Linked DNA regions of Mus musculus: region 1 is linked to region 2. Evidence: chromatin loops called from intact Hi-C (ENCODE). Cell type or tissue: left cerebral cortex. All regions are shown on one strand. Links, peaks and the distances in the headings refer to the core of each region. The heading gives the core; the rest is flanking DNA.

Region 1 (5,247 bases), core at 973-3,472, 110 kb after region 2:
CTGGCTAACCTGGGACTCAATATGCAGATCAGTGTGGCCTTGAGTTCACAGACATCCCCCTGCCTCTGCCTCCCAAGACCATCATACCAGAGATGGGCCAGGCCCTCGCCCATTTACCACTAATTAAGAAAATCCCCAGTAGCCTTGCCTGCACCTGATCTTATGGAGGCATTTTTTTTCTTCGATAGACGGCCCTTCTTCTTTGACGATGTTAGCTTATGTCTAGGTGGTATAAAACTAGCCAGCATAAGGCCTGACAATGGGGTTGCATACGGAGTGATCCCCTGACACTGGGGCTACGTATGCTATGATTCCCAGACACTGGGATTATACATACTTGTGGGCACTATGTGGTAGTAGGAGCTGAACTCAGTGCCTCTGCAAGAACACCAGGAGCTCTAAACCACTGGATCTGCTCTGGTACATGGATTCTCATCCATTCAATAGACGGGGACCTCTGTCACCCTCATGCTAGTGCAGCCGCTGAGACAGGGGTAGGCCAGATGCCACAGTATATGTTCTTTAAAATTAGTAACAGCTTTAACACATTAGGGTAGGCATTTGCAAAAAGAAAGTCTCATGCAGCAAAATGGCCACTGTTAGTGAGGAGGGCGGAAAGAAACTGCCACTTGGCCTCAATATCCAAGACTTCAAAAAAGTGTTATGTTCAGAAAAAAAAATGTAAAGTGAGGAACAGTGGCTCACAGAGTATTCAGGTATACACCTGAGGCAGGTAGATTGTCATGAGACTGAGGTCACACTGGGCATTGCAGTGAGTCCCGGGCTGCGGTATAGATTGTCATAGTGCTTTCTTGTGGCTTCTCTTCCAGAGGTTGTGAGTTCAATCCCAAGCAACCACATGGTGGCTCAATACCATCTATAATGTGATCTGGTGCCCTCTTCTGGCATTTTGATGTACATGCGGATAGAGCAATCATAGACATAAAAATAAATAGATAAATCTTTCAAAAAAAAACCATAAAATTTAAGGTGAACACATCACATGACCTAATAGTTCTTTTGGTGTGTATTCTAAAGAACTGGAGATAAGGATCCAAATACATTTATGTGCCCATGCTCACAGCAGCATTGTGGGAAGCAAGCTAAGACGCAAGCAATTCAACTGCTATGGTATGGATGAAAACCGCACTTTCTGGGGCTGGAGAGGAAGCTCAGTGGCTAAGGAGCACTTGCTGCTCTTACAGAGGACTCAAGTTCAGTCCCCACCACCCCCATGACGGCACACTTAGATCTGTCAGTCCAGATCTAAGGATCTGAGCCCCTCTGCAGGCACCATATACACATGGTATGCTTACATATGGGCAAAACACTTATATGCACTTTGAACATAAATAAATCAGAAAAACATAAATAAATCAGAAAAAAATTAAATATACATGCTGGAATATTAGTTAGCCAGGAAAAAGAAGTTCTCACAAAAGCTACACATGGATGAGACTTAAAGGCATGTGCTGATTAAGCCATTCAGCAAAGCACATACCCTGTACGGTTTCCCTTATGTGGGATGGTTAGCACAGGGATGTTCAGAGAGTGAAGGATGGAGCTCAGAGATGGAGCAAGTCCCTAGTTGTCATGTAGTCCAGGGCTCATACAGCTCTGTGGAAGGAAAGAAGAACGGAAGGGAGGAAGAGAGAGAAGGTGGGAAGGAGAGAAGGAGGATGGATAGGGTGAAGGAGAAGCAATTGCAGCTGGGCGGGCCATGGGACACCGTGGAGAACAGAAATCTCACCCCTCCTCCATACTTATTGGAGGGTAAAGGCCAGATTGCTTCTGAAGGAGCCCCATGCTCGCTGCCCATCGCTGTTAGTTTCCAGAGGGAGAAAAGGTAGACGCGTAGGGGACAGAACAGGAATGAGAAACGCACAGCTGTGTACACTTGACCCTACCTCGCTCTAATCTGCTTTTCATAACGAACATGCCTTGCCTTCATTTCACAGATAGTCGAGCCAAGGCTCAGAGCAATTAGAACTTCCCAAATTCATATGGCTTGAGAGGGCTAGGGCTATGATTCAAACCTACTTTTTTTTTTTCTGTGTAACCCAGGTTCATCCTACCGTTCTGGTACATCCTACAGTTGCCCATAGACTTAGTGCCCGTCCCTGCCTCCTCCTTGGAAAGAGCTGTAATACCCTGAAATTAAAAATCTATGTCCAGACTCCCGGGTTGGCAGACAAACGAGACGCTTGGCAGCAAGCTGATTACTGAATGAAAGCACTTTAGAGCGGAAGGACCGGGAGGAGGAAAGAGCCATCTCCCCTGCACTCAGCACCTCCGAGGCTCAGACAGGAAACACGAAAGAGATGAAGCCTGGGATAACAGCACTCAGTGGACGCCCGACGTCCCTCCAAGCAAACTTAGCGATGCTTCTTTCAGGAGTCTTTGTTGTAGGATACTTTTGACTCTATTGTCTAGGAACAGGCAGAACAAGAGACAAAAGATAACTCTATGCTCTCCTCCTATAAATCATCCAATCGGTGAGATTTCTTCCAAAAATAAAAAAATGGACCCAGCTCTTCCAGACACCAAGCCAGGCAGTGGTGGTGCACGCCTTTAATCCCAGCACTTGGGAGGCAGAGGCAGGCGGATTTCTGAGTTCAAGGCCAGCCTGATCTACAGAATTTCAGGACAGCCAGGGCTACACAGAGAAGCCCTGTCCCCTGTCTTGAAAAAAAAAAAAGAAAGAAAGAAAGAAAGAAAGAAAGAAAGAAAGAAAGAAAGAAAAGAAAAGAAAAGAAATCTGTGTGAATAAACTATTACTTGAGCAGAACCACTCCAAAGCATTTTCATGTTGAATAGCCTGTCTCAGAAAGAATTCACATTTGCCCTTTTTCTGGTTTCTTTTCGTTGCTGTAACAAAATATAGCTAACCAAATCAACTAAGAGCAGGAAAGAGTTTATTCATTTTAGAGGCTACACTTCATCACTGAGGGAATTCAGGGCAGGAACTCCAGGCAGGAACCATAGAGAACTCCAGTCTCTGAGTGCACTCAGGTTGCTTTCTTACACAGCTCAGGACCACCGGCCTGGGGGCTGGTGCCACCCACAGTGGGCTGGGCCCTTCTGCACCAATTAATAATCAAGGCAGTGCCCAACAGACACGCCCACAGACTCAACAAGATAAGGACAACGATTCTTTTTTTTTTCTCCCCACAAGTGATTCTAGTGTGAGTGAAGTTGACTAGTGATGCAAACTAGTCTGTGTTCTCATTGTTACACGTATCTTTCAACACAACAGAGGGGAGGAGTGTTCAGGAACTAGTTACTTTAAGCTGCACAAATAAAGTGTATCAGGGCAGGGGATAGAGACTGATAGTTGCTCAGTGCGAGAAATTATTGCATTTCTTTTATCCTGAGCTTTTTAAAATTATGAATGATCAATGAATCTCTAATGTATTTACCTCTAATAAAGACATTTCTAACATGTTTTAGTCTTTGAACTTCTGACTTGTTTTTCCCCAAAATATGAATTCATTTCTAAGATGGACCTAGGGAAAATAACCCCAGGACTTGGGAGAAAGAGACGGGAAGACTAAAAGTTTAAGGCCAACCTTGACAGCATGGTGAATTACAGGCCAGCTCGGACTGCGTGAGACCCAGGTCTCAAAAATACATAAATGAGTGAGACCAAAAAAAAAAGATGTCTAAGTGGATAACACAGTACCCACATAATCCTGGGGAGTTCCCTGCATGAGGTTGGGTTTGGGTTTTTTTGTTTGTTTGGTTGGTTTTTTTTTTTTTTTTTGGTTCTTGGAGACAGGGTTTCTCTGTATAGCCCTGGCTGTCCTGGGACTCACTTTGTAGACCAGGTTGGCCTCGAATTCAGAAATGCGCCTGCCTCTGCCTCCGGAGTGCTGGGATTAAAGGCATGCGCCACCACACCCGGCTTCACTTCCAAGTTTTTAAAAGCCAAAGTAAAGTTATCCTTAAAGCGAGCCACATTTCTGTTTTTGTTTTAAAATTGTGGTTCGAAAGGAATCATGAGCTGCTATTATCCCAAAGAGAACAAAGAAATCTAGTTAAGAAGTAACAGATGGGAGCTTAAAAATAATGTAGTCATTTAAAACATTCTATAATAAGCATGTATCAGTTTTATAATGAAACAATAGAAGCGATAGAACCCGTGCTAATTAAATCCCTGTCCTCCTTCCTATCAGGGAAACTCCTCCATTTCTCTGCTCACTTTGGCTCTGTGTTTTTCCATGTATCTAAAAGAGAAACAAGTGGCTAGAGAGATGGTTCAGGGGTTCATTACTCGTGCAGATTCTGGGTTCATCCCTAACTCTAATTCCAGAGGCTCTGATGCTCTCTTCTGACCCCAATAAGCAGGAGGCACATATGTGGTACAACAGACATCCATGCAGGCAAAATGCTGAAATACATAAAATAAAATAATAAAATAAAATAAACCTAAAAATATTAAAAATTATAAAATAATAAGATAAGGCAAAGTAGAAACAACCCAAGTAAGCAGAAATGTAGAGTAGCCACAGTTTACAGATCAGCTAAGCAGGAGAAGCAGAGAGGAAATGTATCCCGTTTGGATTTGGTTGCTCCAGATACCAAATCACCCCCTTACACACTTGGGCAAAGTGTTTGTTCTGCGATAGTCACAACACATTTATGGAGGAGGTAGAAAGAGGTCTGTTTTGTGTGTGATGCATAGAGATTGGACGCAGAGCTTCTGCATGTTAAACAAGTAATGCTGTAGACATCCAACCCCAAGTCTGGATTTCAGTGAGACTCACAGTTATACACCAAAACCTACAGCCATCAACTGTTGCTAGTGTCCATTTTAAAGTTGCCAACAACACTGGTCGCTCTACGCTCTCGATCCTTATTAATATGGAATTTTACCTTTTATAGTGATACTAACCTGAATATTATTAAGGGTACTTTCAGTCTTTCAAATGTTCTTGTGTCCGATTCTTATATCCTGCCTGATGCAAGATTTTCCTGTCACTGCCAACTGCAAAAGGAACTACATATTAGGACATGTGGGGGCCCGGAAAATAATGCTCCCCGAAGTACTTATCAGTGTCTACCCATTACCCTGCACACTGTAACATGATCCTAGGTCCACGTTTTAAAGAGACAACTATATGGCAAATATATATATATATATATATTTCTGTATCTTCAAGTTTGACTCCCTTGGGGACTAGAAAGATGGATCAGTATATATATATATATATATATATATATATACACTTGTCATTTCTGTTACTC
Region 2 (5,247 bases), core at 1,230-3,729:
GGTTTCAAAGTCTCTATTTCTTCCTCCCAGGGATCTTAGAGTGTTAGTGGAACTGCATCAGCAATTGCTCCACACATGGCTAAATCATACCGAGTGAGTCAGTCCCTGCCTGACTAAGCCCCAAGACCGTGTCTCGAGAACAAGATAATACACTTTATGATATCTGACCACAAAATACTGTATTCCCACGAAGAGAATGTGTTCAAAGGTTGCACTAGGCGCTTTCCTTTTGGAGTTCTTCTCATTGGAAGCTACTCCTGAGTAGGTTTCTTCATTATGGTCTAGAGTCCCCATGTCACGTGGTGTCCCACCCGCCAGTCCCCACGGAGACCTGGTTTACAGCATGGAGCTTCGGGCCTCTGGAACCTCCGAAACCTAATCCCATCACTTTGCATTGTAAACAATGTTGAGAGTGAGCTGTGCTGGTTATATTTGGAAGATAATTTTATCTTCCTCGTATATGTTCTGATAGAATCAACTTGAAAATGTCACCATTCCTTGGTAGACTCTGTGCCACCGATGTCCTAAGCAATTGGATGTTCCTCTAATTCCCACCATAGTTTCTGTTTCATAAGAGTCTTGTTTGAATTACTAACTATATTGCTCCTCTTTATCATTTTCTGAAGAAGAAAATAAAGAAATTGATAAAAAAAATTGGTCTTGGTAATGGGTAGATAAACATTTGGGTTTTTGTTCTTTTTTAATGTAAAGGAACACACAAAATGTCTCGTGTGCGGAAGAGTGTTCCATTCCCAAATAAACATTTGATGCACATGTCAGATGCCTGCAGTTGTGTTTGCTGCTATGGTGGTGGCAGTTACGAAGGCACTGGAGCCTCACAAAGCCAACAGACCACAAAATGGGAACCTGTGGCTACGATTTACTGTGTGTCTTAGTCAGGGTTTCTATTCCTGCACAAACATCATGACCAAGAAGCAAGTTGGGGAGGAAAGGATTTATTCGGCTTACACTTCCATGCTGCTGTTCATCACCAAAGGAAGTCAGGAGTGGAACTCAAGCAGGTCAGGAAGCAGGAGCTGATGCAGAGGCCATGGAGGGATGTTCTTTACTGGCTTGCTTCCCCTGGCTTGCTCAGCCTGCTCTCTTATAGAACCCAAGACTACCAGCCCAGGGATGGTCCCACCCACAAGGGGCCTTTCCCCTTGATCACTAATTGAGAAAATGCCTTAAAGTTGGATCTCATGGAGGCATTTCCTCAACTGAAGCTCCTTTCTCTGTGATAACTCCAGCTGTGTCAAGTTGACACAAAACTAGACAGTACACTGTGCAAACATAAATGTATTGTCTAATTTGGAGGTTGACAGCCACAGGCCAGCAGGATGACTCAGTGGGTAAGGGTTTTGCTGGCTGCCAAACTTGATGACCTGAGATCAATCACCAGAAACCACAAGGTGGAAGTCGAGAACCAACTTCTACGAATAGTCCTCTGACCTCCACATGTGCACTGCAGCCCACAGGTACACAAATCACACGTGCACCCACATGTGAACACACAGACACATAAAAAGACACATGAGCTGACTACAAATAAAACGCACACATGCACACTACATAAATATAAAAACGAAAGTTTAAATGACTTTGTTTAAAGAAAGAAGCTGTTGACAGTCAAGCATGTCATGTGACTGTAATCCAAGCAGGGGAAAGCTGGAGACAGAGTCATTATAAATAAAGATCAGTCCATGCTGCAAAGTCCTGTGTCACAAAACAAACAAGGAAATCAATCAAACCATCAATTAGAATTGACAGGGCTCCTATAGAAACTACCAGTTCAACATACCAAAGAGATCCTCACAAACACACACATACACACACACACACACACTCTGGAAAGTGCTGCCATTTTTGTTAGGAATTAAAAGCATATTGTGATGTTTAAAATAGCTATGTTTTCCATCAGAATCTATTCTTAAAACAATAGGAAAAACTTGTAGAATTCCTTCTATTCATAGAAAAGAAAGCGCCTAACAAGTGCCCAGAAGGGCAAATGAGGATTCAACATCAGCGTGAGGGGAATCTGGAGGGCAAAAACCAGGCAGAAAGAATCTCAGAGAGGACCTTTTTGTACCTTAGAATTTTAATGAATTATTTAAAATAGAATTTTAATTTTGTTGAGTGGATTCTTCCCTGGTCACTAAAAAAAATTGTAGGCTCTTCTGATTTTTTTTGTTCTTAATAATCTTATTTCTCTCTTTGAAGCAGAAACTCATGTAGCCCAGGCTAGCCAAGAACTCACTATGTACCCAAGGCTGGGACTGCAGACATGCCTTACCTTAAAGGTCCAATTTTCTCACTTCGAAGAAGTAGGCTTAACAAAATGGCCATGAAGATGATTCTACAAGCCATCAGAGCGGGTTTTTTTAATACTTTAATTCCCAAGAAGTGTGAGCCCACTCACTTTACAACAGGAGCTAGGTGCAAAACTCTAAAATGCCTAGATTTTGAAAACATTGACTCATAGGTGAACTATAGAATATTCTCCAGAAAGAAGAGATTAGTAATTAGCTTAATGATTAATTCATTCATGAACTAATGAGTTCCTAAGAATCAGCAGCAAACAGAAGGATCCCTCCTTCAGGGACTGTCCTGTCCTGTGACATTTCACCTACAGTCCCTTTTTATGCCACCTGATTTTTTATCATCACTGCTATCTGGAGTAAGTCCACTAGGGGGCACTGTTTCATCACTTAGAAGAAAAGCAATGTCCTTGTTTCCATGGGAACTATTCTTCAGCTTTATTTGATGTTTTTTCCTTTTCCTTTCTTTTTTCTTTTTCTTTTTTCTTTTTCTTTTCTTTTCTTTTCTTTTCTTTCTTTCTTTTTTTTTTTTTTTTTTTTTTTTTTTTTGTGGAGGTGGGGCGTTGTTTGGGGACAACGGTTCTCTGTGTGGCTCTGGCTGTCCTGGAACTCCATTTGTAGACCAGGCTGGTCTCGAACTCACAAAAACCTGGCTATCAATGCCTCCCCAGCGCCCGGATTAAAGGCAGGCGTATGCAATTTACTTGATTTTTAAATAGCTTCTAAAGGAGGAGAGACTCTGCTACACAGAACAGGTTTCCTGGTAAGCCACACCTTGGAAACCTTGAAACAGCTGTGTCTTCTTCCATGTGAGCTCGGCCAAACCCTGGTAGCTTTCTCAGTCCTCGGCTACTTTGTTATTCTTTTTTTTTTCTTTAATTAATTTTTAATTAGGTATTTTCTCCATTTACATTTCAAATGCTATCCCAAAAGTCCCCCAGACCCTCCCCCCAAATCCCCTACCCACCCACTCCCACTTCTTGGCTCTGGCACTCCCCAGTACTGAGGCATATAAAGTTTATGGCTCAGCCGTTAAAGGCTAGGCTCACAACCAAAAATACTTTGTTATTCTTGTCTGCTGTCCTTACATATATTCTTGTACCTCTCTGCAATTACTCCCGGATCCTACACAATCTTTTTCAGCAAGCAGGAAGGGGACTATAAGGAGGCATCTCTTATTTCTAATAGGATCTTACACCTCTCTAAATCCTCTGCACTTTAACAAAGCCCACTCACCAATTTTTTTATATGAGACTAGGAATAATGTTCATTTATCTATCAAAAACCAAGATTGTCATTCAAAGACATTGCAATCTACAAGTCAGAGACCCATCTCTGTCTCTTCACTGGGCAGCCACACGTGCCCTTGGTACAGAAAAGTCTTTCCTAGCCTTTAAAAAGCTCGCCACTTACTGAGAGCGAGGGAGCAAAGGCTACCAGAGCAGCCCAACCCTAATAGAAGAATATGGTTCAGTCTATGCTCCTCAAAAGACAGAAAGAAGTCTAAATCTCAGCACAGACCGCTAGGTCTAGAAGAACCACAAGGAAGACGGGAACGTTGCCCACTGTAATCCAGACCGAGTTTGTCTCTGCATTCACCTGAAGACCAGTCACTTGAGGTCAAGAGGCAGACAATTTCTTAGGAAACAATTAGCATGGGCAGCTGGCCCATGACAGAAGCCAAGGAGAGACTAATGTACAAGAGGGCACGCGAACAGGACAGCAGAATGAACCCCTCCAGAGTAGGATGAGCATTTGTCACCGCAAGCCGACTAGCTCAGGAGCATCTCTGCCCTGTGGCTCTTGTCGTTTCTTCACCTTTTCAGAGTTCTGAAGGCATCTTACTCTCTTCTTGGCAAGCCTGTGTTAGAATACACTTGTGTCTAAGTAGCAACTACAACACGAGTCAGCCTGAAACTGGCCACGATGGCACAGATTAGACACTTCCTGGAAACAGGACTTTGGAGGAGGGGCCTGAATAAATTTGACCAGGAAGGATACATTAACCTATTTATGGACTGCAGCCTATGTGCTTGCCCTCCTATCATTCCTGTTTGTAAAAAAAATGCTTTAAACAACCGATAGTTGTTTTCTCACTATCCTGGAGGCTCAGAGTTGAGGAATGTGATGCTGGTGAAGTTGGCTTCTTCCAGGGCCCTACTTGTCATCTCCTTAACACCATGTGGTCTCCTCTCCTCTCCTCTCCTCTCCTCTCCTCTCCTCTCCTCTCCTCTCCTCTCCTCTCCTCTCCTCTCCTCTCCTCTCCTCTCCTCCCCTCCCCTCCCCTCCCCTCCCCTCCCCTCCCCTCCCCTCCCCTCCCCTCCCCTCCCCTCCCCTCTCCTCTCCTTTTCTCTACGTTTCTGCATCCAGTGTCTACTTTGTTTAAAGACACCAATGTATGGGATCAGGACTGACCATGATGGCTTCATTTATATAATACCCTCTGGGTACTTGGAAAGCCATCTCCAAGTACTCTTGCCTTCTGACACACCAGCGACTAAGACTCAAACATACCAACTCCAGGGAGAACCCGATACAACCCCTAACAATTGCTATGTCCAAAAAGTTCCATCTTTGAAGAAAAAAATGTGCATTTTATGAATGAAAAATGGAAATTTATAGCAATCTCTGTGTGTATGTGTTTAATAACTAGAGCTAATGAAATGACATTTTTTTCTATTTACACTATTTCCCAATTACACCAACAGGAAAATAAAATGGACTTGTTTGGACAATTATTACTTCAGCTGTGTATAATAACACTTATAAATAAGGCACTGGAGAGGTAAAGGATTAGGAGTTCAAGGCCACCCTCAGCATCATAGTAAGTTCAAAGCCAGCCTATGCTATGTAAGACTTTGTCTCAAGAAAACCAAAAGCAAAAACAACGATCTGGAACAAGAAGAATATGCAAACTTCATGATTAATT

Evidence for each region. Hi-C counts contacts between places; a loop is a spot of excess contacts. Peaks named below come from ENCODE experiments on the same cell type or tissue, not always from the same donor. Only the 100,000 strongest peaks of a DNase experiment are listed, where the experiment ranks them.
Region 1: a loop joins it to region 2, with 2.6 times the contacts of the local background. A loop is called at or near these places in 30 of 42 quality-filtered maps.

Annotation. Positions count from the first base shown.
Region 1 is chr3:127,427,841-127,433,087 of GRCm38, forward strand. The region is part of intron 1 of Ank2 (ankyrin 2, brain); the gene reads right to left. Among named protein-coding and RNA genes, the nearest start is that of Gm46824, 28 kb to the left of the region's middle. In left cerebral cortex, for the core only: no CTCF peak of the experiment used is centred there; a DNase peak (open chromatin) is centred at 2,215.
Region 2 is chr3:127,320,402-127,325,648 of GRCm38, forward strand. All of the region lies in intron 1 of Ank2 (ankyrin 2, brain), which reads right to left. Among named protein-coding and RNA genes, the nearest start is that of Gm52631, 63 kb to the right of the region's middle. In left cerebral cortex, for the core only: a CTCF peak has its summit at 2,686 (motif pointing right); DNase peaks (open chromatin) are centred at 2,673, 2,973 and 3,473.